Linked DNA regions of Homo sapiens: region 1 is linked to region 2. Evidence: read pairs that join two places in POLR2A ChIA-PET (ENCODE). Cell type or tissue: PC-9. All regions are shown on one strand. Each heading gives the region's core, and the rest is flanking DNA. Links, peaks and the distances in the headings are about the cores only. Region 1 has its middle 47 kb from the start of LURAP1L-AS1. Region 2 overlaps NFIB (nuclear factor I B).

Region 1 (16,279 bases), core at 6,178-11,177, 1.4 Mb after region 2:
AAAATGTTAAGGGCAGCCAGAGAGAAAGGTCAGGTTACCCACAAAGGGAAGCCCATCAGACTAACAGCGGCTCTCTGTGCAGGAACCCCTACAAGCCAGAGGAGAGTAGGGGCCAATATTCAACATTCTTAAGAAAAGAATTTTCAACTCAGAATTTCATATCCAGCCAAACTAAGCTTCATAACCAAAGGAGAAATAAAATCCTTTACAGAGAAGCAAATGCTGAGAGATTTTGTCACCACCAGGCCTGCTTTACAAGAGCTCCTGAAGGAAACACTAAATATGGAAAGGAAAAAACAGTACCAGTCACTGCAAACACATACCAAATTGTAAAGACCATCGACACTCTGAAGAAACTGCATCAACTAACTGCATCAAAATAACCAGCTAGCATCATAATGACGGGATCAAATTCACACATAACGATATTAACCTTAAATGTAAATGGGCTAAATGCCCCAATTAAAAGACACAGACTGGCAAATTAGATAAAGAGTCAAGACCTATCGGTGTGTTGTATTCAGGAGATCCATCTCACGTGCAAAGACACACATAGGCTCAAAATAAAGAGATAGAGGAATACGTGCTAAGCAAAATAAAGCAGGGGTTGCACTTGTAGTCTCTGATAAAACAGACTTTAAACCAACAAAGATAAAAAAGACAAAGAAGGGCATTGCATAATGGTAAAGGGATCAATGCAACAAGAAGAGCTAACTATCCTAAATATATATGCACCCATTACAGGAGCACTCAGATTCATAAAGCAAGTTCTTAGGGAAATACAAAGAGACTTGGACGCCCACACAATAATAATGGGACACTTTAACACTCCACTGTCAATATTAGACAGATCAACAAGACAGAAAATTAAAAAGGATATTCAGGATTTGAACTCAGCTCTGGACCAAGTGGACCTAATAGACATCTAGAGAACTCTCCACCCCAAATTAATAGAATGTGCATTCTTCTCAACGCCACATTGCACTTATTCTAAAATTGACCACATAATTGGAAATAAAAGATTCCTCAGCAAATGCAAAAGAACAGAAATCATAACAAACAGTCTCTCAGACCACAGTGCAATCAAATCAGAACTCAGGATTAAGTAACTCACTCAAAACTGCACAACGACATGGAAACTGAACAAACCGCTCCTGGGTAAATAACGAAATTAAGGCAGAAATAAACAAGTTATTTGAAACCAATGAGAATAAAGATGCAATTTACCAGAATCTCTGGGTCACAGCTAAAGCAGTGTTTAGAGGGAAATTTATAGCACTAAATGTCCACAGGAGAAAGTGGGAAAGATCTAAAATTGACACCGTAACATCACAATTAAAAGAACTAGAGAAACAAGAGCAAACAAATTCAAAAGCTAGCAGAAGACAAGAAATAACTAAGATCAGAGCAGAAATGAATGAGATAGAGACACAAAAAACCCTTCAAAAAAAAACAATGAATCCAGGAGCTGGTTTTTTGAAAAGATTAGCAAAATAGATAGACTGCTAGCTAGACTAATAAAGAAGAAAAGAGAGAAGAATCAAATAGACACAATAAAAAATGATAAAGGGGATATCATCACTGATCCCACAAAAATACACATTACCATCAGAGAATACTATAAACACCTCTATGCAAATAAACTAGGAAATCTAGAAGAAATGGATGAATTTCTAGACACATACACCCTCCAAAGACTAAACCGGGAAGAAGTCAAATCCCTGAATAGACCAATAACAAGTTCTGAAATTAAGACAGTAATTAATAGCCTACCAACCAAAAAAGGCCCAGGACCAGACATTCACAGCAGAATTCTACCCGAGGTACAAAGAGGAGCTGCTAGGATTCCTTCTGAAACTATTCCAAACAATAGAAAAAGAGAGACTCCTCTCTAACTCATTTTATGAGGCCAGCATCATCCTGATACCAAAACCTGTCAAAGATACAACAAAAAAAGAAAATTTCAGGCCAATAACCCTGATGAACATCGATACGAAAATCATCAATAGAATACTGGCAAACCAAACCCAGCAGCACATCAGAAAGCTTATCCACCATGATCAGGTCGGCTTCATCCCTGGGATGCAAGGCTGTTTCAACATATGCAAATCAATAAACGTAATCCATCACATAAACAGAACCAATGACAAAAACTACATGATTATCTCAATAGATGCAGAAAAGGCCTTTGATAAAATTCAACACCACTTCATGCTAAAAACTCTCAATAAACTAGATATCAATGGAATGTATCTCAAAATAATAAGAGCTATTTATGACAAACCCACAGCCAATATCACACTGAATGGGCAAAAGCTGGAAGCATTCCCTTTGAAAACCAGCACAAGACAAGGATGCCCTCTCTCACCACTCCTATTCAACGTAGTGTTGGAAGTTCTGGCCAGGGAAATTAGGCAATAGAAAGAAATAAAGGGTATTCTAATCATAAGAGAGGAAGTCAAATTGTCTCTGTTTGCAGATGACATGATTGTATATTTGGAAAACCCCATTGTCTCAGCCCCAAATCTCCTTAAGCTGATAAGCAAATTCAGCAAAGTCTCAGGGTAAAAAACCAATGTGCAGAAATCACAAACATTGCTATACACCAATAATAGACAAACAGAGAGCGAAATCATGAGTGAACTCCCATTCCCAATTGCTTCAAAGGGAATAAAACACCTAGGAATACAACTTACAAGGGATGTGAAAGACCTCTTCAAGGAGCACTATAAACCACTGCTCAAGGAAGTAAGAGAGGACACAAACAAATGGAAAAACATTCCATGCACATGGAAAGGAAGAATCAGTATTGTGAAAATGGCCATTTCGCCAAAAGTAATTTATAGATTCAATGCTATCCCCATCAAGCTACCATTGAGTTTCTTCACAGAATTAGAAAAAAACTACTTTAAATTTCTTACGGAACTAAAAAAGAGCTTGTATAGCTAAGATAATCCTCTGCAAAATGATCAAGGCTGGAGGCATCACGTTACCTGACTTCAAACTATACTAACAAGGCTGCAGTAACCATACAGCATGGTACTGGTACCCAGATAGACATATAGACCAATTGAACAGAGCAGAGTCCTCAGAAATAATACCACATATCTACAACCATCTGGTCTTTGGCAAACCTGACAAAAACAAGCAATGGAGAAAGGATTCCCTTTTTAATAAATGGTGTTGGGAAAACTGGCTACCCATCTGCAGAAAACTGAAACTGGACCCCTTCCTTACACCTTACACAAAAATTAACTCAAGATGGATTAAAGACTTAAACGTTAAGACCTAAAACCATAAAAACCCCGGAAGAAAACCTAGGCAATACCATTCAGGACAGAGGCATGGGCAAGTTTTCATGATTAAAACACCAAAAGCAATGGCAACAAAGGCCAAAATTGACAAATGGGATCTAATTAAACTAAAGAGCTTCTGCACGGCAAAAGAAACTACCATCAGAGTGAACAGGCAACCTACAGAATGAGAGACAATTGTTGCAATCTATCCATCTGACAAAGGGCTAATATCCACAATCTACAAGGAACTTAAACAAATTTACAAGGAAAAAAAAACAAATCACCTCATCAAAAAGTGAGCGAAGGATATGAACAGACATTTCTCAAAACAAGACATTTATGTGGCCAATAAACATGAAAAAAAGCTTGTCATCACTGGTCATTAGAGAAATGGAAATCAAAACCACAAAGAGATACCATCTTACGCCAGTTAGAATGGCGATCATTAAAAAGTCAGGAAACAACAGATGCTGGAGAGGATGTGGAGAAATAGGAATGCTTTTACACTGTTGGTGGGAATGTAAATTAGTTAAATGATTGTGGAAGACAGTATGGTGATTCCTCAAGGATCTAGAACCGGAAATACCATTTGACCCAGCAATCCCATTACTGGGCATATACCCAAAGGATTATAAGTCATTCTACTATAAAGACACATGCACACGTATGTTTATTGCAGCACTATTCACAATCGAAAAGTCTTGGAACCAACCAAAATGCCCATCAATGATAGACTGGGTAAAGAAAATGTGGCACATATACACCATGAAATACTATGCAGCCATAAAAAAGGATTGGTTCATTTCCTTTGCAGGGACATGCATGAAGCTGGAAACCATCATTCTCAGCAACCTAACACAGGAACAGAAAACCAAACACTGCATGTTCTTACTCAAAAGTGGGAGCTGAACAATGAGAACACATGGACACAGGGAGGGGAACATCGCACACTGGGGCCTGTCAGCAGGTGGGAGGCTGGGGAGGGATAGCATTAGGAGAAATACCTAATGTGGATGACTGGTTGATGAGTGCAGAAAACCACCATGGCATATGTATACCTATGTAACAAACCTGCACATTCTGCACATGTATCCCAGAACTTAAAGTATAATAACTTTTTAAAAAGTAAAAAAAATTGCAATCAACATTTATCTGCATGTAAAATTATTATCAGTTAAAATACTGTCTCTCCAACTCCACTCTGGAAGTGATTGACTTATCTAAACTTTTTATTTGATTTGCTATTTGTAATTTATTATTTAAATATTATGCAGCTAAATATAGTAAAACAAACCAAACACTCTTTAACTCTGTATAGGACATTGTTGTGTACAAAAAAGTTCTCATGAGATGATGATAACAAATAACATTTATCGAGGAAATAGGATATGCCAAACTCTGTGTAAAGCATATTTGTGTGCATGATATTGTTCATTTTACAAGCACCATAGGGGGGATTTGCTATTATTATAATTGTGCTTCAATGTGGAAACATTATGGTACAATGTTATCAACTGGGGAAATAGAGACTTAAAGAATGTAACTAACTTTCCTAAATTACTTGAGTACTAGGTCAAACCTGCACTTTGAATTAATTTCCAGCTTTCAGGTGGTCTCAAACCAGAGCTCATTCTTTTATTACTAAGGGGGCTGCAAACTATTATTCAGGTGCTGTCAAAGATGTGTTGTTTGTCTGGCACATTAATAATTTTTTTTTAAGAAATAAAAATGCTTTTGTGAGTATACTTGCTTATCCCAAATCCCACAGAGCTCACTGTCCTTTCATCCTGATGATCACATTTCAGTTACCTCCTAAAACTCCTAAACCAGCTCTTGTCCTCCCAGGAGATGAGCTTTATAAGCAGTCTCTATGGTAAAAACAGCCACACTTTGCAGGTAGGGAAACCAATTCACAATGAAATTATGAAGAACCAGAGTCAAACAATTAAACAAACATTTTTTTACAAATTGAACATGCTTTATTTCTAAATGCAAAGATACTGAAAAGAGAGGGAAATTCAATCAGAAAATTAAATCTGACCAAATAAAATTTAGAGTTAATTTGGCAGATTTCTTTTCTGGCCTAAGAGAAAATGAAATGAACTTTACTGCTGTTACAGGCATCTGGGTTTTGCTTTTATCTTAATTAGTGGAACTTTTGCCCTCTCTGGAAAAAGAAACCTAACACCATCCCAGAGGAAGAGATTTTTCCTCCCTAGATTTCCTGATGTGAAACCCATCCCTCTAAAGCTTTCCACTATTTTAGGGCATGACGCTTCCAAATAGTATTTTTCCTCCCACTACTTCAAGATAGAAAGAAAAAGAAAGATTACTTTTATTTTAGTTTATTGAAAATAATTACTCATATATTATCAGATGTTATTACAGATCATGGAAACAAAATATTTATCTGTGAAAGAACTATAATCATTTTCTGTTAGTTTGAGACAGGGTGTGAGAGGAGGAATTGGGTAGGAAAGGAAGAGGATTTAGTTGAGGAAAAAATAATGAAAAAGAGCAAATTACTGGCATTTCAAAAGATAAAATTGAAAAGAAGAGCTTAGCATAATTTTAGTTAAAATATTGAGACACTCTCTATTCCTCCAAACTGCGGTCCATGGGTTTAGCTTTTAGGTTTATGTAAGACATAAAAATATCCAGGGCTGGCACAAAGCTCTGCCTAGCTGCACAAGCATAAGGTTTCTCTGTTCTTAGAAAGCTAAGAAGCGCAACCCTCAACATGATCAAAGAGCTGCTCTCCTATCAGCCTGAGAAAATGCAGAAAAAAAATTACTGATAGGTCATTTTCCCAGGGGGCTCATTTGAAAACACTTGGCAAACTTACAAAGAAACTGGAAATCTCGTATGAAGGAAAACATGTTAAGCAGGTGCTACTGAGTATTTTAATATTAATGGTGCCTCTTACAGAGGACAGCCAAATGATGGTGAGTCAACTGATTTATCTGCAGTTGATTATTATGAACCAGGTACTAGGTTTCAGTTTGAACCAGTGACTTAGAATAACTAATACAGGTTTATAGGCTGGTGAAACCAAATATTTCCTTTAAGGGAATAACATTTTCTTGCAATTGGATGAACACAACTACCAGAAGTTTATCACAATATGGTAACAATTTTAATCAAGGCAACTTGCCAACATTAGTGGTTATGGCATGGTTCTGCTTCATCACATTTTCCCAAAGAAACTTTTCAGAGAAAACAGTTGAGATCTTTCAAAAAGTTTGTCAAATCACCATCATCATAAAGGAGAAAACATTATTTATTTATCTGCATGAGCCTTCACTGACATGCATTCATGGTGAACTGGTTGAATATGCAAACTTTGTAAGGAGCTGTACTGGGATTTCAGAAGGGAGCTCTGTTTCCCCTCTCATCTCCTGAATGGTACCACTATTCCAAAGTTAATGGGTAGCCTTCTAGCCCCGATCGCCATAGCTTTGTTACCTTAAATGTGTTGTATTAACTATGTTGCCTTAATTTATAGGTTTTCAAAACCTTCACAAATGTCCTCATTTTGCAGTTTGATATTTTCCACTTAACAACATATGTCTATGTTAGTACAGATATTTAGTGGATAGTTGTAGATTGTTCATGATATAATTTTTCCACAACTTATCCATACCTCTTTGAAGGAAACAAATTATTTCATTTTGTTTGCTATTGCTGTCATTACTATATTGAACATTCTTACATTTATCTTCATTGATATAGGGTCTAGGGGTCTAGGAGTGATAAAATAGAAGTGGAAATTCTTATTTTGATCCTGACCTCAACATAAATTCTTGCATATTAATACTTTACAATTAAGAGTTTGAGTCAATAGTTCGCAAAGAATTGCTCTGGACCAGCAGTATCAGTATCACCTGGGAATTTGTTAGTAATGGAAAGGCTTGAGCATCACCCCAGACCTACTGAATTAGAAACTCTGGGGAAAAGAGGAGGGTCCCAGCAATCAGTGTTTCAATAAACCCTCCAGGTGATTCTCATGCAAATTAAAGTGGGAGGACTGCTATTCTAGATAGTTCTGTGAATATCCTTTGGTTAAGAGAACTTGTTAAAATATTGCTGAGTTTTTGTCATGTAGAGATGTCACATTTTATGGATTTTTTTCTGACTCCATTAAGATTATATGGTTTTTGGTTTTTAATCATTCAGATTCTCCTGACCCAGCCTCCTGAGTAGCTGGGATTACAGGTGTGCACCACCACACCCAGCTAATTTTTGTATTTTTAGTGGAGACAGGGTTTCACCATGTTGGCCAGGCTGGTCTGTAACTCCTGAGTTCAAGTGATCCACCCACCTCAGCCTCCCAAAGTGCTGGGAGTACATGTGTGAGCCACTGCACCTGGGCAGAATTAATGGATTTTTAATAATAATTTTAAAATATTTTTGAACTCAAGGGACAATCTCCACTTATTTATGATGTATGTTTAGTGGCTGTGAGTATCATTGATTATATTTTAATAGTTAATTTGAAAATAGGAAAACTACAAAGACTGCTTCCTGAACAGCTAAAGTTGTAACCAAGTCTCTATCCCAGAATCCTGTTTGCTTTCTTCATAGTATTTATCACACTTTGCAGTTATTTTATCTGTTTGTCTTGGATAATATTTTACTATTAGTCTGTTAGCTTCATGAGCATAGTTATTGCTTCTGACTTACTTGCTGTTGCCTGATTGCCCAGTGCCAATACAGCTCCTTGTACAGAGCCAGCGCAATGTACATGTGCTGGAGGAATAAGCCCTCTCAGGTGGTTTATGCTGTGGGACAGGCCACATACACAAAAGGCTGGATTCTTCTTTGCCTTTACAGCAGCCTTTGCATCCCATGCTCCTTACTCTGCTGGTCTACTTCACTTCTCCACAGAAAAAGAATCAATAGTCTTCTACCCACATGGACTCTACATTATGCCACAATTCTGAACTAGGTTCAGGTTTTTGTGTATTCCAAGAATATTCTAAAATCATGTACAATGAGAAGTGGTTGCATGAGAGGGTATGAACCTGGATCACTGTGGGCAAGTCACCTGATACTTTATCTCACCAAGCACTGTATCCTCATGTGTGGTATGGGATAATAAGACCTACCTTGTCAGATACTGTTAGAGGTGTCAAGATTAAATGAGAAAACAGTAGCCAACATTTATTCAGTGCTTACTCTGTGCCCAGCACTGTTTTTAAAACTTTATATGTATTGACTTCTTTAATCAATGAGATAATGGTAATGTAAATGTGATTGTTCAAGTCTGGTACAACATAAATGATAAATAAAAATATATTTTAATAATAGTTTAATGAGAAAATGGGCTGTAAATAGGAAATAGATGTGTACTAGGCATATTGAAATGAATTTAAAATAGTTAAAAACTGTGTAAGACATAATTATTGCCTTTAAGAGCTTTTGCTCTATTCATTATACATATAATGGGCTTCATCAAGGAAATGATTAAAAGATATTGTGATTTTTAAATAGATCCTACTGGTTTTTGTGATTTATTACATGTGAAAAGCAAAGCATACTAATTAACAAATATTTTCAATTATACTGTGTTCATGTAGAGACAGAAAGATTAGCCAGTGAAAAGAGAAAGTTCTCTTTTAGGTGATTATAAAGTCTGAAAGAGCAAACAATAATTTAAGTAAGGTTCCAATTTTCTTTTTCTTTCTACTGCAAGGACTGAAGTCACTCTTGCAGGAAATTGACTCTTTGGGTGTGGCAACTCTGTGGTAGAGACAATGGAATCATAGAAAAGAAAAGGGAGGCAAGTCCTGAATCACACACCACAGTGAGTCTGTGTTAAGCTTTATATTTCTGGCCAAGTCAAACAATCCAGTAAACTGATTTAAGAATTAGGCAATAAAAACCCTCATCTTGATCAGTGGTCAGCCTATCTTAGACCGAAAAACAAAAAAAAACAAAAATGAAAGAGAAGCATTTCTATCTAAGCCTTAACTACTCATAGGCAATGCATGATAAAGTTTACTCAAAGGTAGATGGAATTACTAAAGTTGAGCGGGTTTCTATAAAGGGTTTTTCATTACTTAGAGTTGCATAAAATATGTGTAGGTTATGCAACTTTTTAAACCGTAGACTTCCTTTATGTATGGCCGGAGGATTGCCATCCTCCTGGACTCAGGATTGAGATTCCGAAAAGGAATGATTCAAGCTGATTCAGACCTTGAGTAGTGATGCCTTCTACACAATTTTCTGAATTTATTTTCACTTCTACTTGTTATTTCCTACAGTCTGTTTACTCCTTGTAGGGTTGTTTCTATCATGACCCCTTTGGTTTAGAGTTTTTCAAACTTTAGTGCTTTCCTAGAACATATGATTCATTAATTCATTCATCCAATAAATACTTATTGAGCATCTACTGTGTGCCCAGCACTGTCTTAGATGGTAGGGCACAGTGGAGAACAAAAGAAAAGCAAAATTCTCTGCCCTGGGGACTGTAGACCTCATGTAATTTTCCATAACACTATAGTGCTCATATGCCTAAAATGTTCCTTTAAGATCCTTTACTCCGAACACGGCTGACCCCTATTCATGCAAATGTTAAATTAAATGCTATTTCTTCAGCAAGGCTCTGAATCCTCTCCTTCATATTAGGTTAGGCTTCTAACGTGTAAATTTTCATAACATTGTATTTTCTTCAAAGCATAATATTAACAATACTGTTACTCATGTGCCTTGACTTGCTAGGCTGTAGACTGTCTTAGAACTGGCACCATGGCCAGGCATGGCGGCTCACACTTGTAATCCCAGCACTTTGGGAGGCTGAGGTGGGAGGAACACTTGAGCCCAGGAGTTTGAGACAAGCCTGGACAACACAGTGAAATCTAGTATCTATACAATTTCTTTTAAAAAAGCTAAGCATGATAATGTACATCTATAGTCCTAGCTACCCGGGTAGCTGAAAGGGGAGGAGTACTTGAGCCCAGGACTTAGAAGGTAGAGTGAGCTATGAGCACACCACTGCACTCCAGCCTAGGCAACAGAACAAAACCCTATCTCTAAAAAAATTAAAAATTAAAAAAAAATAGACACCATGGTCTGTCTATTTTACCACTAAATTTCCAGAGTCTAGCATAGTGCCTAGAATAAAATACTCTCACATAATCACATTTTCAAGGAAAATTTGCATGAGGTAGATTTATTTCAGGTTGGATTTTTGGCATTTTAATTTATTAGTATTACAGGGTGTAAAGGCACTTCAATTTATTGTGTGGTTCCTCCCTCTCCTATTCTCCTCCAAGTGGCGGATTCCAGTGTCCTATAGGTGTCCCAGGCCTCATCATTTGGGTCAAAGCATCACCTCTCGATGCCTGCACATTCTTGTGTACTTTTCCAATGTGAGTGTTGACGTTTATTCCCCTTATCAAACTTGCATATTTGTTTAGCTTTTCTCCATGCCATAGGGCCTAGAGAACTCAAGGGGATGCCACAAAGAGGCCCCACTTTGCATGAGGTTAATGACAATGAAACAGGGTCTAATAATCTGTACTGCCTAGTTTCTACCCATCCCTTTCAACTGAATATTTCACATATTCATCAAGCAACTGCTGTGTAATGCTCATATGACTTCCAATTTCTTTAATTTTAACAGAAATTTAAAAAAAATTTGTTCCTTTCCATTTGAACTCAGCCTTGGGACTGACTATATAACTTGTGGGGCCCAGTGGAAAATGAAAGTGGAGACCCCTTATTAACAAATTACTAAGAGTTTCAAGACCCTGATAGTAGGGCCTATAGCCAAACCTGGAATCTTTCTAAGTGTGGGGCCCTGTACGACTGGACCTGTCACATATCTGGGAAGCTGGCCCTGCTCCTCTTTAATTTGATCTGGTGTCTTTTTTTTTTTTTTTTTTGAGATGGAGTCTTGCTCTGTCGCCCAGGCTGGATGGAGTGCAGTGGCACGATCTCGGTTCACTGAAACTGCCACCTCCCAGGTTCAAGCAATTCTCCCACATTAGCCTCCCAAGTAGCTGGGACTATAGCTGTGCATTACCACGCCCGGCTAATTTTTGTATTTTTAGCAGAGACAAGGTTTCACCATGTTGGCCAGGCTGGTCTCGAACTCCTAATCTTAAATGATCCACCCACCTTGGTCTCCCTAAGTGCTGAGATTACAGGCATGAGTCACCGTGCTTGGCCATGCTTCTTATTTTTCTCAGTCCCTTTCTCCTTATCCCTATTAGCTGTGTGTCTAACAAACATCACCATGTCTCTTTTCTTCCTCTAGAATTATTTCATCTTTTGGATTAGTCAAATTGACATCACTGACGGAATGTAAAAAGTAGAAATATAAAGATTCTGTGGTCTTATCTGATTTTGTGGGTAAAATTATCATCTCTTTCACCTAGTGTTTATTATTTAAATTTGATAAATTTTAATAAACTTCCAAGTTATAATGACTTGCTTAACTTCATTTACTGGTGCCTGCCTTCCTTCCTTCCTTCCTTCCTTCCTTCCCTTTTTTGAGACAGGGTCTCACTCTGTCACCCAGGCTGGAGTGCAGTGGTGACATTTCGGCTCACTGCAGCCTCTGCCTCCCAAGTTCAAGCGATTCTCCTGCCTCAGCCTCCCAAGTAGCTGGGAATACAGGTACACACCACTACACTCGGCTATTTTTTGTGTGTTTAGTTGAGATGTGGTTTTGCCATTTTGGTGAGGCTGGTCTTGAACTCCTGACCTCAGGTGAGCCGCTTGTCTTGGCTTCCAAAAGTGCTGGGATTACAGGCATCAGCCACTGTACCCAGGCTAGCTTTATTTTTTAAAATAAATTGTGGTAGGAAATTCTTCTGAGATGGCTGCTGTACATTTTTGGCTCTACTTTACAAATCTGGCAGGGGGTGACAGGAAACATGAGGAGAAATAAGTAACCTTATTTCTCATAAGGCAGCATCTTTTCTGAGACCTAGTTTTCTTATGTTGTTTCCTGACTATTAACGCAGGCTGATTTTCCTCGTCCTGACCCCTGCGTATCCCAAACTTACTTTGGCTTTGCATGACCTTCCTGTCATGAGTTCTGCAACCAGCCCCCATCCCCCATGAAGTTAATAGACCCAGAGATCTTGGTATGCTTGTCTCTAGCCCCAGCCCTACCTCCTGTGACAGCCCACAGGCCCTCTTTCATCTTTGCGAATCTCTACTCTCTCTCCTTCTGCATTCCTGCATCTTTCAGTGCTTTGCAACAAACTCAGCTGGTTCCTTAACCCAGCTCTTTTTCATTGTTCTAAAAGTCCCACAGAGAATTACAGGGTTCTGAAAACTTGATCGAAGACTTGTAGATTAAAAGAAAGAATCATTTAATACTTCCTGCCTTCATCCATCTGCCCCCTCACTCATTCTCATCTTATCTCTGCCACCTAACCCCTCACAACCCACCCCCTTCTCTAAGCAACAAGCAAGTTCCTTGTTCTTATGCCCAACAAGAACAGTTTTACCCATGTCCTAGTTCCTTGTATCCCCAAATCTTGAACTTTTTTTTTAAATGCATTTGCCTTCCTAAGTTGTGGTCCTGTAACAGATATTACTGTAATACTATGTTTCATCTAATTATACCTATAATTTCCCTTAATAAAATTAGTTTCTTCTGTAGTCTATACTTTCTGAGACTTTTTCAGATTTTAAATATTCTGTTCCATAGCCTACATGATTGTCCTCCACTTACAGTCACAGGTACTGTCTAATTTTTAATTAGAACATATATTTATCATACCATACCTCTGTTAGGTGTTCACCCAGATGGTAGGTTTCATGCAACAGGCAATATATCAGAAGGGACCCAGTCCTCCAAATAAGACAGCCACTGTAAACTATACAGGACCAAACTCCTTATCTTCTCTTATCCCTTAGCCTTATCCCTTGGTTAGCTTCTGACATTTTGACCTTGGATTTTCTTGGTTTTGATTTCCATACTTGTTTCCCATGACATTTGGTTTGCTGTGTACCTTACCATGACTATGCCCTTTTTGTTGCAGAAATCTACTGACAGTTTCTCCCATAGAAATTTTTTTCAGGTTTTGAAAGCACGCATGTTCACTGTAAGAAATTTGGGAACCAGAGAATGTAAAAATAAATAAATAAGTAAATATTTTTAGTCCTGCTTCCCTGTAGTAATACTTGTCAATGCTCTAACTTTCAATATATTATTCTTAATACTTCTTTCTAGACATCAATTATATAAAACTGGAATCATTCTAATATAGAATTTCGTATCTTGTTTTTTTTCACATAACTTTATACCATGATGATTTTCCCATGTGCCTTACCATAGGTTTTTCAGAAAGAAGAGCCTGGGACTTTAGCTTGTATTATAATCTAGGGGGCAAAGGAAATAAAAGCAAGGAAGGGAAAACGCTAATACAGAGACACGATATTAAGCTGGCTGACAATAAGATTACATGGTCTTGGGGCCCATCCTCTAGGAAATTTCATAACCCCTATATTAGCACATTTCATCTCTGGGAAAAAAAGAAGAACATTTATACAGTGGCTGCACTTTTGCTCGCCAGTTCACCACAGGATATACATTCTCCCACATTTCTGCATTGTGTGTGCTTAGGTACAAAATGGGGCACAGTGGGGTCTGATTGTATCTTAAGCCTTGGCTTCAACAGGAAAGTCCCAAATAGGAGGTGGAAGGGGCAAGTATAGGCACGAAACTGTCAGCTTGCACCTACCTAAGGTTCGTCGGAACACACACATCTGCACCACAGTGGCAGCTGGAACAAGAGGCAGTTGGGGCTGAGAAAACCTGAAGTCCCTCTTGGGTGTAATATAGTAAACATTTTGCACAACTCAGAGCTCCTGGTATTCTCATATTTTCTTGTATCAATTTCTCAATATTTTTTCCTTCCTGGCCCTTTACCAACAATCCAAAACCTTTGTCACTGCCTGGAAGTCTTTGCTTCTAGTTCGGCCTCCAACCACTTCTCCCTTCACATACACACCGGCTCATCTAAAACCTGATGGCTCACAGCTCAGCATGGTTTCTTAGCACCACCTTCCACAAGGTTTCAACATGGTAGCAATTTAATTTTCAGCACTAACATATTGTGCCAATTCATCCATGAACCAGACTCAGGTTCATTTCTTCTCTGATACTGTTAATTATAAAAATTGCCCATCCAAGTCAGGTGTGGTAGCATTAACCTGTAGTTCCCAGCTACTTAGGAGGCTGAGGTGATTGGATCTTTTGAACCCAGGAGTTTGAGTCCAGCCACGCGACATACTGAGTTTCCATCTACAGAAACAATACAATACAAAACAAAACAAAATTCCCATATGGCCACCAGTGTCAGTTGAAGTCAAGTTGTCAGTGTGATAAGGGTAATTGATACAAGAATCCAATCACCTGTTACTTATGCTCTCTGAAACTGCTCAGGCCCGATCCCCAAAATACAATTTGTATCATAGAACCTAAAACCTGTTCATAGTGCAACATACCCTGTACTTTGACCCAGATCTGATAAATCTTAGTTTATGATGGGCAGTTTCAGTTGCATAGTCACTTTGTAAACCACAATTACTCATTTAGACTCTATGAATGTCCAGGTACTTAGGAACTATGAAGCAGAGAGTACATTTTGTCAAGAAGGTTTTGTTCCAAAATCCTAGGGGTCTACACTGTGCATCTTTCATTAGGGTTTGACAGAGACTCCACACAGCACACTTATTCACCATCGACATCCACTTTATTAACCAGTCTATGGTTCAAATGGCAAGACCAACATTCCCTACAGCAGTCTGGACTTGCTATAGATTTCTCTTTTACTCAGACTACCATTCAAAATTAGTAGTCTTTTAAGTCTCCAAATAAATGGGTTTCAGCACAAGTAATATATGTGGCCTCCTAAATTTAAACAGTATATAACTGCTTTGTCTTTTTCTTCTTGGTATGAGATTTAAGGTGCAACCACATTCTTTACTCAATAGACCCTGGGCCACTGGACCCAGAAAAGCTTTACAAATGTGGCAGACTCCTGAGGATTCATGGAGTCTATTTGTAATCCTCTAACATACATATATCTTACTAAAGCATATCATGTATTTGTCATTCCTGCTCACCAACTCAAATAAGTAGGATATCATCAAGTTAATGTGCCAGTTTGATGTTCCATTAAAGATTATCTAAGACTCCACAAGTAATATAGTAGGTAGCAGGAGAGTAATATAACTCTAGTGAGTGACCAAAGTGCTTGGTGCCGTTCAAAAACTGGATATTTCAGTCCCCAAATCCTGGCCTGAACGTCTTCTTTCTAGGATCAGTCTAAATGTTTTACCTAGTTTCTGCAGAAAGAAGAATTTGAGGCAAAGCCGTACGTGCTATTATTTCATTAGGGAGTGCAATTTCAGGGAGTAGGAATAAGAAAAAGGGTGAATGAAACAGCGAAGGAGGGAAAACTAATATAAATATTTTCAATTTAACTGCTGCTAAGCACAACTGAGAGCTCAGTTTCATGGAAACATTCTCTAAGAAGGCTTACAGTCTATATCATAGGATTGTCAATCATGGGGGGAAAAGGAAAGAATTTATTCACCAGCTACTCTTTCCCACAGGTCTGTAGTTTGCGGTGCAGGTTATTAACTTCTCTGCATGTGTGTCAGTGGTGAGCCACATCTCAATGTCAACAGCGAAGGCTTGGGCAGAAGGAAGAAGCTCTGTATTGGCTCTGTCAGCTTAAACTTATGTGACTCAGTCAGCAGCACAGCTAGACCAACCGAAAGGCAAGGTTAATAGGTCAATAGCATCTGCAATGCTCCACGAGGTATTTGATACATCATGCCATTAAAGACTCTTTGAAGCTAACATTTCCCATGGATGTATACTATTTTATTTCATTGATGTGCTCAGATCCACTGAAACATTTCCCAGTTGTCAGCAGTTAAGTTGCTCCTCCTTCATTATTACTATATTGTCACAACAATCAAGCTTAGTTTTGAATGCCTTGTCAACC
Region 2 (16,279 bases), core at 5,633-10,632:
CCCCTGGAGCTGTCTTTCCAGAGTCTAAGCCCCATGGGCCCATGCTTATGTGAGAAACTTCTCCCTCTTCATACCCAAGACTCAGCCATAGGATCTTTTGCTCAAGTAGAATCCACAGTCAAGTCCAGTTTATTTCTATGATGCTTAGGAACTTAGACCATTTTGATATGTAGCAGGTCTTTGACATTTATGAAAGATTTGTCCAGAGATAATGATGAGTTTCTAAATTTACAGGTAGCTCTTTGGAGTATAATTTCTTTCCTAGACATCTGTATTCTTCCAAGAACCATCACTTCCTTAGGCCTTTTCACTTTCTCTTCACTTTCATCACCACCACAAGCAATTGACTTCTTTTTTCAGTGCTCTTTTATTTTTAAAACAAAGAAATGTTATCACTTCATGAGCTTTGTATGTAACAATGAATGAGATGTGAATGTTGAATAGTTGGCAGGGTTCACTCAATACCAAAGAGATTCTCACGAGCCTTATGTGCTTATGATTCAGATTTGTCCTAAGGCAAAACCACAAATTTGATTATACCACTCCCCCACTCCCCATAGAACTATTATTAATATTTCATGGACCTTAGAACGTGGTTTGAGGAGCACTGGTATGGGATATGAGCCTCCAAATGAAGCCAGATCCTAGAAAGAAGGCATAGTAACCAGAGCCCTGGACTGTGTGTTTGTTAGTCCTGGGGCTCAGTTTCAAGTTGAGCAAGTGTGTTGTGTGCACGTATACATGTGTGTTTATGTATTTTGTTTTTATAATGTTTCTATGCAACATGCTTTAAAAAGGAATGACATCCTTACTAACTTGATTTATGAAGAGAGGATGTAAAACTTTTAAAAGCACGTATTTTGGAAATGGGGTATAATGGAAAAGTAAACAGTTGAAATAATGGGATTATTTCTCAGAGTAGTTGCATAGTTCATGCTGAACCTTCAGCAAAATCTTATTTGGAATGGCTTCTACTGTAAAACACCTAGGAGCAAACTTAAAAATACTATAAGTTGGCAGCAGCAGAAAGAATTCACAGGGAATGTAGTAGTGCAACATCATCTGTCTTTGTTCAAAAAAGTTTATAAGATAGTTCTATTCCACTGTCTTGCCCCATGGCAGAAGAAGTTCTGGCTGGGAGAGCAGGCCTGGAAAGGCAGCACAGGGCCACATACTCCAGATGTGTAGAAATGTTCTCAGATACTTAGACAACATGCTGTTCTCACCCACCAGCAAAAGTTCTTTGACTGGAAGGGCTGAATTATTCAGCATAATCCTGAAAGCATTGTTCCCTTACTAATAAGTATCCAAGGTTAAACAGCCTATTGGTTAAATTGCATGTTGGAATAAATTGCTCTGTTAGATCAGAGCAGTTATAAAACTGTGGTAGATCTGAATGAATGTTCTCAGTGATGATAAGCAGTACCTTTGCTTCTATTAAATTCATGTTCTAATACGAGTCATCAAAAGGTTCTTTTATGCTAACTATGTTCATAAAAGAACACTCAATGTTTGACCACCACAACAGCTACAGCCACTAAAAACATAAATATGGGGGAAGTCCACACTGCTCAGACAGTTTAGTAAATTGTATTATTTAAACAAAATCTATTTATAGGAGATACTGAGATACTGATATGATGCTTTAAGAAAACCTTGTCCGTTAAAAAAAAATCTCATTTTTTCTTTAGCATGATAACAAATAATTCTGCCTACTTATATTAATAAATTCAATGACAAGGAAACCATAGCTGGCACATTATTGGTCTTAGTCTTAGAATTATGTTTCTTTCTTTCGTTTTTTTTCTTTTTTGAGATGGAGTCTCGCTCTGTCGCTCAGGCTAAAGTGCTGTGAAGCGATCTTGGCACACCACAACCTCTGTCCCCCGGGTTCAAGCGATTCTCCTGCCTCAGCCTCCCAAGTAGCTGGGATTACAGGTGCCCGCAACCATGCCCGGCTAATTTTTTGTATTTTTAGAAGAGACAGGGTTTCGCCACGTTGGCCAGGCTGGTCTCAAACTCCCGACTCAGGTGATCCACCCACCTTGGCCTCCCAAAGTGCTGGCATTACAGGTGTGAGCCACTGCACCTGTCCAGAATTATCTTTCTATTACTGAAAGATTTTTGAGGTTTTCTCTCTTGTTCATTCAGCACTGAGCTAGGCATTGGGAATGCTGGGTTTTGCTGGTCCTGGGGAATTCACAGTCTAATATCCAGCTTGTAGAAGAGTGACTTTCAGTGTTTCACAGTTTTTTTCAGCTGTGCAGTAGCTGTAATAAGGCACAGCTGTCACCTTGTGTGCACCATGTTCTAGGACTATACTCAGTTTTATATATGTGTATCTCATTTAATATTCAGAGTAACCTCGTACTTCCCCTCATTTTATAGGTGAGGAACCTGAGCCTCTGTGTTAACCAACTTAACCAAGGTTAAACAGTTAGTAGGTGTCAAAGTCAGATTTAGAACCAGGACAGTCTGGCTTTAAAGCCTTGGGTGCTAAACCTTTAGGCAATACTGCCTAATCCATAAAAGTGACAGTGTTTTTGTTACTATGTGGGCCCTTCTTGTGCTCTAGGCCATAGAAAGGCATCTTGGCTCTCACCTCTGCTTAGTTCTAGGGTAGCAGATCATAATCTCATCAGAACTGGGGTAGTGACAAAGCCAGGTCAAACTAGGCCATGGAAGCTCAGTTCCTGGTTCTATTTCAAAGGCAGGAGTCAGGAAGTTAACGGCCTCAGGATGCTGTGCTGTCTCTTCAAGTTCTGCAGAGGACCTCTGGAACTGGTGCATTGTTGGAGCAGATCACCCTGCTCAGCTCCCTCTCACCCTTCTCACCCAATGGTCTTGTCACTTTGGGTCCAGTTTTATGAGCTCACAGTGATTAAGTAACTGTGATTCTCATGGTTCTGAGACTCTGACTGCCAAACAAGCTAGTGTTGCTGAAATATTTTAATGGTCTGGCATATTCACTTTCCTTTTTGGAAGTTAGTGGATTGGCAGCTAGAATATGAATATTATATTTCACTCCTCTTCCTTTTTTTCTCTATCTTCTAATTAGTCTTTCTCTGCTTTCTGATTTTTCTTCTATCTCATCCTACTTATATGTTTTCTTCTTTATGGTTAGCAGTGAAATTGGTCTAAAGAGAAAACTTCTGTTTGTAAGGAGGGGTTCTTGTCTAGGTAAAAGTTTTTGGAAAATTATTTATTTCTAAATGTGCAGAATGGGTATATAATTAATAATTTTTTTTCTTAGAACATAGTTTCCCTGTAACCATGTTTTGGTATGGAATGAAAGATGAAACTGAGATTATTAAGGCAAAAATGCAGTAAGACCTCCCTCACCCTGAAATTCAATCTCTCTGGAATTTGATTAGTGTTTTTGTTGGTTTTACATATGAATATTGTTAGAGGGAGAGGCTTCTAGAAAAAGTGGGTCAAAATGAATATTTTTGGTAAAACAGAAGCTGCATAAAATGTCTCATTTTTATACTCATAATAGCCCTGTGGGGCAGGCACCATTGGTAGCTTCCCTTTGCACATGAGGGAGAATTAAGGGACTTCTCAAGATCACACAGCTAATAGGTGGTGGATTTAAACTAGGTGCCTTGAGTACAGTGTTTTGTATTTCACTAATACTATGCTAGCATGGTGTTTTGCGCTTCAGTAATACTATGCTAGCATAGTGTGTGGATTCTGGAGCAGGACAGAGTTGAATTCAATGTTTTCCAAAGGCATTCAGGCTATTTGATCATTTCTCTTATATGTGATTCTCACAGTCAGTTGAGTGCTTCACAAAACACACCAAGACTCATCAGTGAGCTGGATTGTTAAAAGGTTATTTATAGTGACCTTGTGAGAGTCTAAACACTCCAAGTATTTCATCAATAAAAGTGAATAATAACTTTTATTATCTTTTTTTAAGGATGTTAGGAGGGTTAATCTGTCACTACCTATAGAGCAATTTATATAAACTGAAGCATGTCCATGTCCATGTTATATTAGAACTAATTCTTACCAGCCCATATCTGGTCATCAGTATGCCCTGGATTTTTATATCATGTTTGGTTAATATAAAGTTTATCATCCCCTCAGTCATTGACCATACATCCATTTCATGAGAATTGTAAAACAAGGTAAAGTCAGATGCTCACAGTCATTGATATGTGCTACAGTTGAGATTTAATCCCCAGGTGATCTTACATTAAGGAAATGTCAGTAATCTGTTAGAGACACAAGTTCAACAAATTCAGCAAGATTCTTTTACAGTTGCAGAATCAAAAAATGTCCAAGTGTTAACTCCTCATGGTTCAGCCAAGTTTCTTTTTTCTTTCTTTCTTTCTTTTTTTGAGTCAGGGTTTCACTTTGTCATCCTTGTTGGAGTTCAGTGGTGTGATCATAGCTCACTGCAGCCTCGAACTCCTGGGCTCAAGTGATTCTCCAACTTTAGCCTCCCAAGAAACTGGGACTACAGGTATGCGCCACCACACCTGGCTATTTTTATTTTTATTTTGAAGAGATGGGGTCTTGCTATGTTGCCCAGGCTGGTGGTGAATTCCCATCCTCAAGTGATCTTCCTGACTTAGCGAAGGTTATTTTGTTTTGAAATTTGGAAGCATGGTTGGCGCTTTCATAAGCTAATACTTTAAAGCTTGTAGCTTTAAGGTACTTGTCTGAAGTTCACTGAAGAGGAGCAAAAGATCATTATTATTATTTAGGCCTCTAGACCTTGCTTGTAAATGCACATATATGCACATGCATAGATTCACACACACACAGAATCCCAACTACAAAGCATTTTTCAGAAGTCTTATTCAAATAAAGAGGTAAATGGCTCTGCTCTTGGTGAGACCCTAATAAGCATGTGATAATTAAATTATTTATCTCAGGAACCTATGTATCATTATTAACACTAATATTATAGCAGATGGGCTTTTGGATCAGTGGAGGGCCTTTGAGCAGCTATTAGAGAACCAGTGCACGGGAGTACTGTAAAATAAATTAGCCTCATCATTTCACTTCAAATCAGCAAACGATTATTGAGTGCACATCCCTGAAGATGCGTGTCTCCATGCTTATGTGCTTATGTCTGGTGGAGGGATAAGATCAGTAAGTAACGCAAGCCCATATCAAGTCAGTGTTTAAGAGAAGTACTGTATAAATGTGAAGCTACTGAGATGCAGTGGAGGAGCTCATATCTGGTTCTAGGGGTGGAGGGAGCATCTTATGGAGAAATGCTGTTTTGTTTTGTTTTGTTTTGTTTTGTTTTTTTTGAGACAGTGTCACTCTGTTGCCCAGGCTGGAGTGCAGTGGTGTGATCATGGCTCGCTGCAACCTCTACCTCCCAGGTTCAAGCGATTCTTATGCCTCAGCCACTTGAGTAGCTGGGACTACAGGTGTGTGCCATCATGCCTGGCTAATTTTTGTACTTTTACTAGAATGGGGTTTTGCTATGTTGGCCAGGCTAGTCTCAAACTACTGGCCTCAAGTTATCTGCTTGCCTCAGCCTCCCAAAGTGCTGGGATTACGGGCATGAGCTACCATGACTGGCCTGAGAAATTATGTTTTTAACTGACTTTAAAAGACGGGTTTTGTCAAGTGCTGGGGAGGCATTTAGACCAGGGGAACAGCATGAGCAAAAGTCAAAGGGCAGGAAAATGTACAAGAAGTTATCCAGTGTAGCTGGAATACAAGACCCATGATGTGCTGGAGGCCACGTGAAAAAAATAAATAGAGATTACTTCATGGAGAGCCATGAATGTTGGCTTGAGAGAGTTTTACTTACTGTAACAATTCCGCAAAGATACCTAGAGGCAGCACCCAGGTTATTACGTAGTCTCAAAAGAGTATTTCTGACAACTTCATTTTAAACATTTTTTTCTTTTTTTTATTAAAAAATTATTTTTGGAAATGGGGTCTCACTGTATTGCCCAGAGTGGTCCCTAACTCCTGAGCTTAAGCAATCCTCCCGCCTCAGCCACCCAAGTAGTTGGGACTAACAGGTGTGAGCCCCTGTGCTAGGCTAAAACATTTTATTTGTGCATTATTTCTTCATTGCCAAAGGATCGAAATCTCACTTGCTTTTTTCCTTCTGGGAGTTTTGTGGGCTGTTTTGGTCTGCTTAGAGAAAACCACACACTTCCAGGCTATTCTGCCTCTGTACATTTCCAGCCTTCCTTGAAACAATCATCTCGAGAACTGTGAAATTATCCCGCTATAATCTAATTGGTGGTGACCACTCAGTCCCTTTGCACCAGAGAACTTGTATCTAGCAAGTCTCTTTCTTTCAAACATTTGTTAGTTCGTTAAAGATGTTATGTTAGCAGTAGGATATGATGCATCTGAGAAGGAAATAAAAGACCAGGACAAAAGACATGTTGAATAGTCAAAGATGAGCTGTAACCATCAGGGAACACTAACTGTAGCACCTGATTTTGATTGAAAAACATGATAACATTGGCTTTGAAGTTGTTGCAGATCTGCTTAAACTTTCTTCATGGATGGAATGAATGAAAATTATGAAGCATTGATGTAAAAATAATTGTTTTTGGTCTTTTTTTTCTTTGTAGAAACCAACCTGCCTTCCCTCCCTCCCTCCCTCCCTTCCTTCCTTCCTCCCTCCTTTCCTTCCTTCCATGCATCCATCACCAGTCTTTTCTTACTGTACAATTTCCTTGACAGATGGACTTCTTGTAGAAGTTTACCTGAGTTTAATACGGGTGACCGTCATGGGTGCAATATTTTGCTGCAGGAGATGGAAAGACATTATTTTTTTTTCCTCCACAAAGTTGTATGGCAGGAACATGTAAAGCTGCATCAGTAGATCTTAAGACGCCTGTTCTCGTGATCTTGTTCTCACTTTGCTTAGAGGTTTCCCCAAGGTAATATTAATAAGGATGTATCCAGTAGTAACAGATAGTTCATTGACTCTATTATTTCTGAAACATGTATTGTCTTTTACGTAATAGTAGTTACTGCAGTCATTACAGTTCTTTTTCTTTTACATATTATAACTGAAGCAGTTTCTGTTTTTTTTAACAAATACAAATGTTTAAAAATCATGACACTTCTTTACCTTGCTGCCCATTATTTCTCAGCAGTTAAAACTTTATTACTTTACTGACAGAAAAAAGAAAGGATGAAAAACTATAAATATAATGATATAGAAAATCTACAGTATTTTTAAATGTCATATTTTAAAGATTTAGTCTCTTTAAAGTGAGTTTTTAAAATGAATTCATATAAATAAATGCAAAGTGCCATAGAAGTAATGAGGAATATTAAAAATATTTCAAGGTTTTTAAGGCATTGGGAAATATGTTCAAGACTTTGAAAACAGAGTCCACCAGCCATATCAGCCCGTTTGCTATTCCTGATGTTTGTATTTTCTTCTGGAGGAAGAAAGATTAAAAAGTGGATCTTGTTTTTTAATTCTCTGCATTAGGGAGTGAAATACTTTCTCTCACCGAAAGATAAGGGTAATCACAGTTTTAAAAACTGGCTACTCCTTACATGCATGTACCCTTGCAAATCCTGTAGCAACTGAAAAATCTCCTGATAGATGTAAAAATTAATTAATGTCTTACTACCATGCAAAGAATGTGGGCATAGGTGGATAACGGTGACTAAATCCCACAGAATTTGTGTGGCTTGCCTACTAAACCTCGAGTAATATAATATAAGTGAAAGCCAAAACCAGTTTTCTGTTGTTTTCCTCTCCAGCTTGTTCTTTATAAAAGTTGGACCTGTTTGTTTTGTTCTCTAAGTGTGCCATGTGCAGCACGCCTGTGTAATTCCTGGTCCTTGGAGCAGACTGCGGTGTGCAGGATGCCCGTGCAGGATTTGGGTGGCTGGAACTGACAAACTGGGATTAGCTGACCTCCTGCAGGAGGCTCCAGTGGCCCCTCGGCCGTGGTGAGAAGGAGCAGAGCCTTGGTGTGTATGTGACCTCTAACAGTGAAGTGATGCCTAGTTCACCGATACCACTTGCAGTAACCTGAATGACTGGTTATTCTGGTCAGGAGAAAATAGCACTGACATCATGTGATTCTGGCAAAGTAAACCACATTGGAACTTGGCCTTTGAATACCCAAGGGGCTGGCAGCAATCTCAGGGGTTGGCTGGGAGCCCCATTGAGTTCACTAGTAATCAGTTGACTGCTGAGCTGGACAAGCTGCCCTAGTTTTTCTGACAAGCTCTGTCTAAAAGAATGATGGGCAGTCTGCCATTAGGATTTTTAAGCAGAGTTGCTAAAGATTAACTCTTTAGCTACTGTAAATATATCATGTCCTTCGTTATGTGTTGGTATGCAATCAGATGAAAGCTTGGAGGGAGGTTCTAATTCCTCATTCAGTGATTGCACCTGGAGTTCCTCTCTTGTAAAACAAACACCCAAAGGCAAGGAAAAACACCGTAAAGTTCTTTGTATGTATGTTTCAAAGGAATGCCAGTGGATAGGTTTTTCTTGAGGTTTCTAGTTTGCTTTTTAAAACAAAATACTATAATCTTTAATTATGTAAAATGTTAGATGTTGCATTCTGATCATACTTCAGGAATAGACATCACCTAAGAAAAGTCTCTGAAAAACTACAAGCATTTAGTATTTACTTATTATGACACATACCCATGGATTTCATTTTCAAAAAAACTTTTATTAACTCAGAGTATTCTAGAAGAAAGGAGGTACTATACTCAAATGTCATAAGTCCAGAGAAACCAATTCTTTTGAATAAACGTGACTTCTCAATGGATTTATTTGGTTATCTTTTACTAGAAAAGGTGATACCTTAGTAACTTTTATTCCTTCTCTCACATAGTTAAAATAAAATATAATTGACAGAGATATACAGGTTGACTTAAAATATTCTATATACTGTAATCCCGGTGATGAATTTGGTATGTTTAATGTTGCTTTAAACTGGAATATTTCCTAAGGCATACTCTCTTTTCTCTAGGTAACTATGACATAAGCAAGGGAACACCAAAGTTCTTTGATAGTGCTTCAGCACTCCTTCACAAAATCAAATTGAGGTAGTAGTGAGGCCACTGTGGGGATGTAGTAGCCAATGATGTATCATTTATCTTGGGACACACCTGAAAGTTTTAATGGCAAAAGCTGAAGTTTTGGAAATCTGTCTTCCTTTTGAGCTAAGGCTTTAATTCTGCCTCCTCTTTGATCTTCCCTTCCAAAAAGCTGCCTTTGAGAAATGGTACAATTTCTCTCTCATGTTTAAGAGGTTTGTGACATTAGCTACCTGGGGACATTATTGTCCATCAGAGAACTTACATAAAGAAAACAAAAAAAGATATTATATGCACAGACACTGTCTAATGGATTCTTCCTGTTTCCCACTCCTCTTATCTTCCTTGACTCAGCACAAAAGTGCTCAACAGGCCATAAACTCAAAAGACCCTCCTCCCTGTTAGAGCTAAAAATCCTGCGTGATAACCTTTCAGATGCTCAGTTAAGGGCAAATTTGTAACTGAGTTTTAAAACTTGGTGTGTTACCCTAAGACTTATCAAGAAAAGAAGAAAGAGACTCGAGGGGTTTTGAACAAGGAGTTAGGAATAGGTGAAACTTTTTATCATGTTTGTTCCTACTGTGTGGGGTTTTGGGGGAGTCAGAAATGGTATCCACAAGACTTTGGCATTTATGATGATATTCCTGCCTTGTTCCGGAATTCCTCTATTTATCCCTTTGCATGAGGACAGTGTCACCACTGTCTATTGCTAGGCCCTAAATTATCTCAAGAAAGGGCTTAAGGGTGGTGAAGGGGTTGTGGAATTACCTTCCCCTCTCACTTTTCCATTCTCTCTTCTGCCCTCTCCCTCCTTCCTCATTTCTTTTCCCTTTACTCTCCTTCCTTCCTCTCTTCTTCTCCCCTCCCTCCCTCTCTCTCTTCCTTCCTTTCTATTTTTTTACAGTACTTGCTAAGTATCTACTATTGTCAGTGAATGCACAATGATATGCAATAATCATGATAGACGTAAACTGAGGAAGTTTATAAGATAATGGGAGAAAACAATTTCCCAAATCAAAGGATCACAAAAATGCACTTTAGCCTAGGCAACAGTGAGACGCAATCTTAAAAAAAAGTAGAATGAACAATTGTGGTGAATCATTTGGTGAAAAGGCACATGATGCTATAAGAGCATAAAACAAAGGGATCTTATAAATATGTGAGATTTCCGAGTAATACTATTTCTTGGTAATACTTAAGAAAAGAAAAAAGCTAAATCTTAGGTAGTATCTCATCTCCACCACTTACTATTTAAACTTGGGCAATTTGTTTAAGCTCTTTGACTCATAATTTGCTTATCAGTAAAGCAGAGATAATAATATCTACCCCCATCCTCAGTTTATGTAATTGGAAATACTAAATTTGAAATATTTAGTTGACGTACAGTGAGAATTTAATGAAAGGTATTTCTTATCACTAAGTTCTTATTTCAGTGGTCCTTTTGGTCACTGAAAGGTGTCAAATTCTTGCTGCTATTTGGTTTGTATATTAATTGCAAGTGTAAGAAACTGAAGTTATACAGACTGAAGTGAGAAAGGGAGATTATTCTCTGATGTAATTTAAAAGTCCAGTTTATCTGCAGGTACAGTTTGATTCAGGTGTTCAAATGATGTAACTGGGAATGTTTCTCTGATTCTCTTCCTATGCCATTCTCTTTGTTCCCTTACTTCTCGGGCAAAGAGGGTCTCTTTCCACAGTGAAGGCTTATATTCTATTAGCCAAGCAAACCCAGTGGGGAGGAAAATGTTCCCTTCCTCACTAGTCCCTGCAGACGTTCCTGGGCTGGATCTCCTTGGACTACCCCTGAACCTGTTGCTGAACTGGTGCTTTCTTCTCTTTGGCTATGCTTAAGTCTCCTGCCTGTTCTTGGAGAGGAGCTAGAGGAGGATCACGAGACACCCAAACTACATGATCTCAGAAAGTGGGGAAGAGTGGCTTCCCAGAGGAAAATTATTGTTATTACTAACAAAAAGTAATAGAGGCCGGGCGTGGTGGCTCATGCCTGTAATCCCAGGATTTGGGGAGGCTAAGGCAGGAGGACTGCTTGAGTTCAAGAGTTTGAGACCAGCCTGGACAACATAGTGAGATCCCATCCCCACAAAAAAATAAAAGATTAGTCCGACATGGTGGTGTATGCCTGTAATCCCAGCTACTCTGGAGGCTGAGGTGGGAGGATCACTTGAGCCTGGGAGACCAAGGCTACAGGAAGGAAGGAAGGAAGAAAGGAAGGAAGGGAGGGGAGGGGAGTGGAGGAGAGGGGAGGGCAGGGCAGTTTAGGTGGGAAGGAAGGAAGGGCAGTTTAGGTGGGAGGATTGCTAGGATGGAAGGAAGGGAGGAAAGAAGGAAAGAAAGAAAGAAGTAGAGCTGAGGTGGGAGGATTGCTGAGGCCAGGAGTTCAAGACCAGCCTGGGCAACATAGGGAGACCCCATCTCTACAAAAAAATTCAAAAGTTAGCTGGGCATGGTGGTGCATGCCTTTAGTCCCAGCTACTCAGGAGACTGAGGCAGGAGGATTGCTTGAGTCCAGGAGTTCAGAGTTACAGTGAGCTTTGATTATGCCGTTGTACTCCAGCCTGGGTGACAGGGAGAGACCCTGTCTCAAAAAAAAAAAAAAAGAAAAAAAGAAAAAATTAGTAGATACTGTGTAGACAACACCTAAACAAACAGGGCAGATATCTACTGTAGATTTTAAAAAATAATAAGAACACCCTGTTCCTGCTTTTAGTTTAGGTAGAAGTGAAACTGTTAATGAGGTGACATCAAAGCATGCAGAGTACCCACTAATTACTGAGTCTTGACTGTATGCCAAGCAGTGGGCCATGTACTTCTGTATTTTATTTCTGATCTTCACAGTGACCCTACAAGGTAAGTATTAAAATCTTGCTTTAATTTTATATCCAGTGAAATTATATAACTTTTTCATGGTTTTTCAGCTAGTCAGTGGTGGCGGTGGCCTTTGGATGCTTGATCATCCTTTTGCCCTGCAGTGGTGCCTGTGCAGTGTCAGATGGCCCTCCTGACCTGGAGCAGTGCAGAGACGTGCCATGTAGGCCTCCATGACTGGCACATTTTCCTGTGAGAAATGGAGTAGTCCTTTTTTCTAGGTCAGGGATTTGAAAGGCAGGACTTTAGAATCCTGTTCTGGGCATGGTCACTGCCTCTCCCTGCATTATTGGATGGCGCATGGAAGGCCTCCAACCATTAGCTGGATCTGTCTGTAAAATGGTGACAGTGTTAAGCTTTTGAGAGATTAATGAGTCTGTTTGTAAAGTTAAATACATTGTGCATCATACCAGAGACAGTCTCACCACTTAATTGTGGACTGTTCAAGTTCTCTTGACTATGGTATAAGTCCTAGTCAGCTTGGGTTGTCATAACAAAATACCATAGACTGGGTGGCTTAAATGGTAGAAATTTCTTTTCTCACAGTCCTGGAGGCTGGGAGTCTGAGATCAGGGAATTAGCATCATTGGATTCTGGTGAGGGCTCTCTTCGTGGTTTGCAGACAGCCACCTGCTTATTGTGTCTCAGAAAGCAGAGAGAGAGAGAGATATAGTGAAAGAAAGCAAGAGAGAGAGAGAGAGATCAGGCACATTGGCATCTCTTCTTTGTAGGGATACTAAACCCGTTTTAACAGGCCTTCAACTTTATGACCTCATTTAACCTTAATTACTTCCATAAAGACCCTGTCTCCAAATGCAGTTACACTGGGGATTGGGTCTTCAGCATATGCATTTTCAGGGACACAGTTCAGTCAATAGCAGGGTGATATTAGTGGTTTTCTGTGAACCACACATATACCTTGATATTTCACTCTAGCCTGTTAGCACTGTCAGTGGCACCAAATAAGAGGGTTTGGCATAGGATGTTTCCTAATATTTGCCTGTTAATTTGGGGGAAAGTAATTGGAAATTACTCACTGAAGTTCTCATTTACAGCAAAAGCTCTTCAAAAATGATATGGCAAACATATGGGCATTCACTCTACAAATCCATGTATGAGATGTGTGGAAATAGAGCTATCAACAAAGGGACTGAAGGCTCAGAGGAGGACACAATGCAGGGTTGATTAGGAAGGACTTCAGCAGAGTGAAATTAAACTTGATATCCCAGGGTAAATGGGATTTTGCAGGGTGAAGGGCAGAGAGGCATTTTGGTGGCTGGCTGGAGCACAGTCCTGTATGAAGGTGTAGTGACTTCCTGTACCTAAGACAAAGGGATGTGGAGAGCAGTGGGAGCTTCCTCCCATCTAATGGGTCGGAGTTTAGAATACCAGTGCCTTGCCAATGCAAGGTATTGGATTTTATCCTAGAGGCAGTGGAAAGCCCTTGAAGGTCTTATGGAAAAGGGAAAGTGTTAAAATTAGGTCTGGGTTTTAGACTGGCGAGTTTTAAGTGTAAACATGTTGATTAGAGAGCTTAGAGTCTAACCCACGCTGTCCCTGATATCTAGAATGCCTTTTCCTCTCTAATTCTCAGGAATTAGAGAGGAAAACCACACATTCCTGTTCATTGCACACATTTGTGCAACCACACATTCCTGTTCATTCTTCAAAACACTCCTCTAGAGTGATGGATATTTACAGTAAACTCATTTCTGACCTGTCTAGATGGAATAATCACTCCCTCCTCTGTCCCACTTTTATAATTTATGTGTACTTATTATTATTATCATTTTTCGAGACAGAGTCTCGCTCTGTCACCCAGGCTGGGGTGCAGTGGTGCGATCTCGGCTCACTGCAATGTCTGCCTCCCGGGTTCAAGCGATTCTCGTGCCTCAGCCTCCCAAGTAGCTGGGATTACAGATGTGCATTACAACGCCCTGCTGATTTTTCTATTTTTGGTAGAAATGGGGTTTTGCCATGTTGGCCAGGTTGGTCTTGAACTCCTGATCTCAAGTAATCCACCTGCCTTTGCCTCCCAAAGTGCTGGGATTACAGTCGTGAGCCACTGAGCCCGGCCATGTGTACTTATTATTGCTTGTATGACATTATAGTATAATCATGTGTTTACGTATCTCTCCCACTACTTGAAGAACCTTGAGAGCAAAAGGGTTGCATTTTTTTTGTTGCCGTTGGTTTTTTTTTTCTGTTTTGTTTTGTTCTGTCCTGGTTTGCATTCAGAGTATATGGTGCTTGGCATATCTTAGGTGTTCTTGTTTGTTGAACATAACCAAGCTAAGACTTCTGTGAAAGTCAGGAGAGCAGCAAGAAGGACATAGGAAAGCTTGTACTGGTAGGAATAGAAAGAAGGAGGCATATTATTATGGATGTAGGGAGAAGGAGTTGGGTGTGACTGTGATGTTTCTAATTTCGTCACCTGGGTAAATGTTAGTTTCCTTAACAGAGGCAGTGGAAGAACCACTGAGTTTGGAGGTGAGTTGTTCAGTTTTTTTCTTCTAGGTTGGGTAGGCATGACCCAAGTGTTGATGTCTGACAGGCAAATGAAAATACAGGTCTGAATTTAGCTGTTGTTATCCCAAACCTTTGAAGCCAAAGTTTGATTGAGGTTGCAGAGGGTGATAAAGAGAACCAGGGGAATGCTGACTTTTAGAAGAATTGGAGTTAATACAGGAGAATGATAGTGAGAAGTCAGATAAGTAGGAGGAGAATCCGGACACCCCAATGTCATGGAATCAGAGATGAGAAATTAGGCACATGCTGCACTAATCTAGGCTGATGTATGGCCAGAGACTTTTATCATGAAAGTACTGTGTAATAATAATAACAGTAGCAAGAACAACAATAATAGTATTTACTATTTTTTTAGTACTTATTGTGTTCCAGGCATTTTGCTCAATGTTTTTTCTACATATCCCATTTGTTTCAAACTTTGAGCCTATTATCTTTGTTTAAATAGATATACAAATTCAAATTCAGAGAGGTCAGTAATTTGTCTAAGGCCAACGGCTAATAAGTATTGGAACTGGGCATGGTTTGTGAACTTTGATATGCTGCAAAGTTACTAAGCAGTTATTTTATTTTTTGGTGGGGATCTGTCTATGGAGATTGTGGAGATTAAAGTTATCGGTAAAGCTTACTATACTCATTCCCATTAGCTCAGAAGAAATGTAATTCTTTCCTGCTTACATGGATGAGAAAGTATGTGGGTAAGTTTCATTCATTTTGAATGTCTCTCATTTAATCAGCAGATTCAGAATGTATTAGTGACTCCAATATATCTGACTGCACTGGTATATGGTATATATTTTAACTTTGTTTTCTACTATAAGGTCATTTAAAAACCATTCTGACCTATCATTTCCTCTACAAATTTCTTATGCTTATGTTGTACAAACTGAATTTTTATATAATAGAGAGGATTATTTAAATAGGAAAGAGAATCCTGAATATCTTTAAGCACTTACTTTGTTTAGTGCTTCTATGTGGAGTTGCATGCTTAAAAGAGACATACACAATAGCCATTCTTGAAAATATTTGCTCATAATTGCTACACCCTTATGGATGTGTTTTCATATATAATTCAGGAAAGAAAAATTATTGCGTATGATAGATTAGTATTACCACATAATAGTACTGATTTGTGTGTCCTATTTTAGTGCATTGCTAATTCTCACGTGATAACTACAGTATACGGTAATTTCCATGAAACCAGACAGTTTAATTCTGCTACCAATGTCATTTTAATGCAGTTGCAGCCATATCTGTGGCTTCAGCTAGCCCTTGTGCAGGAAACCCTCCAGCAGCAAGGATCCTGGCTTGAGCTCACTCAGTCATTTTACTCCCACATGATGTCATGCAGCTTAGGGTTTCCTGGTCTTTGAGTGGATGAACATTTCTGCCTTTTAGGCTATCTGAGACGAGGTTGGGATTTCTTAGGACGAACTTTTACGAAGAAAAATGCTGAGAAAAAAATGAAATACAATAAGATACCATAAAAAAATGGATGAGCACAGGTTTTTGTTTTTGTACTTTTTTTTTAAAAAATACCCAATTAGGTAAATCTAACCATAGGTTGACTTTCTGGCTGGACTTGAAAACTCATTTATTTCCAGTTTGTCTTCCCTCATGAAACACAATAAAACAAAACAATTCCACCCCCAAACCTGCTCCTCTTCTAGATTCTCAAGGGACTTAGGAATCGGGGTAGAAGAAAATGGTCAAGACAGCCCACCTGATTTATTTCTCTTACTTATCCAGATTTGTTTTGGAATCACATGCCAGCTTCTCCACCTTCAAATGCCTTATGATGCAGAATATTATATATTTTTTGAGAAGGTAATATAAGTTGCTTTTTCTTCTC

Evidence for each region. ChIA-PET counts read pairs that join two places held together with the same protein. Peaks named below come from ENCODE experiments on the same cell type or tissue, not always from the same donor. Only the 100,000 strongest peaks of a DNase experiment are listed, where the experiment ranks them.
Region 1: POLR2A ChIA-PET joins it to region 2 with 7 read pairs; 1 of 35 experiments calls an interaction of 5 or more read pairs at or near these places.

The regions. Positions count from the first base shown.
Region 1 is chr9:12,852,955-12,869,233 of GRCh38, reverse strand. No RefSeq gene overlaps it. Among named protein-coding and RNA genes, the nearest start is that of LURAP1L-AS1, 47 kb to the right of the region's middle. In PC-9, for the core only: no CTCF peak of the experiment used is centred there; a DNase peak (open chromatin) is centred at 9,213; H3K4me3 peaks cover 1,172 bases; H3K27ac peaks cover 2,362 bases.
Region 2 is chr9:14,243,290-14,259,568 of GRCh38, reverse strand. All of the region lies in intron 2 of NFIB (nuclear factor I B), which reads left to right. Among named protein-coding and RNA genes, the nearest start is that of NFIB, 63 kb to the left of the region's middle. RefSeq lists a silencer at 7,905-8,199. In PC-9, for the core only: no CTCF peak of the experiment used is centred there; DNase peaks (open chromatin) are centred at 7,658 and 8,108; H3K4me3 peaks cover 2,132 bases; H3K27ac peaks cover 4,542 bases.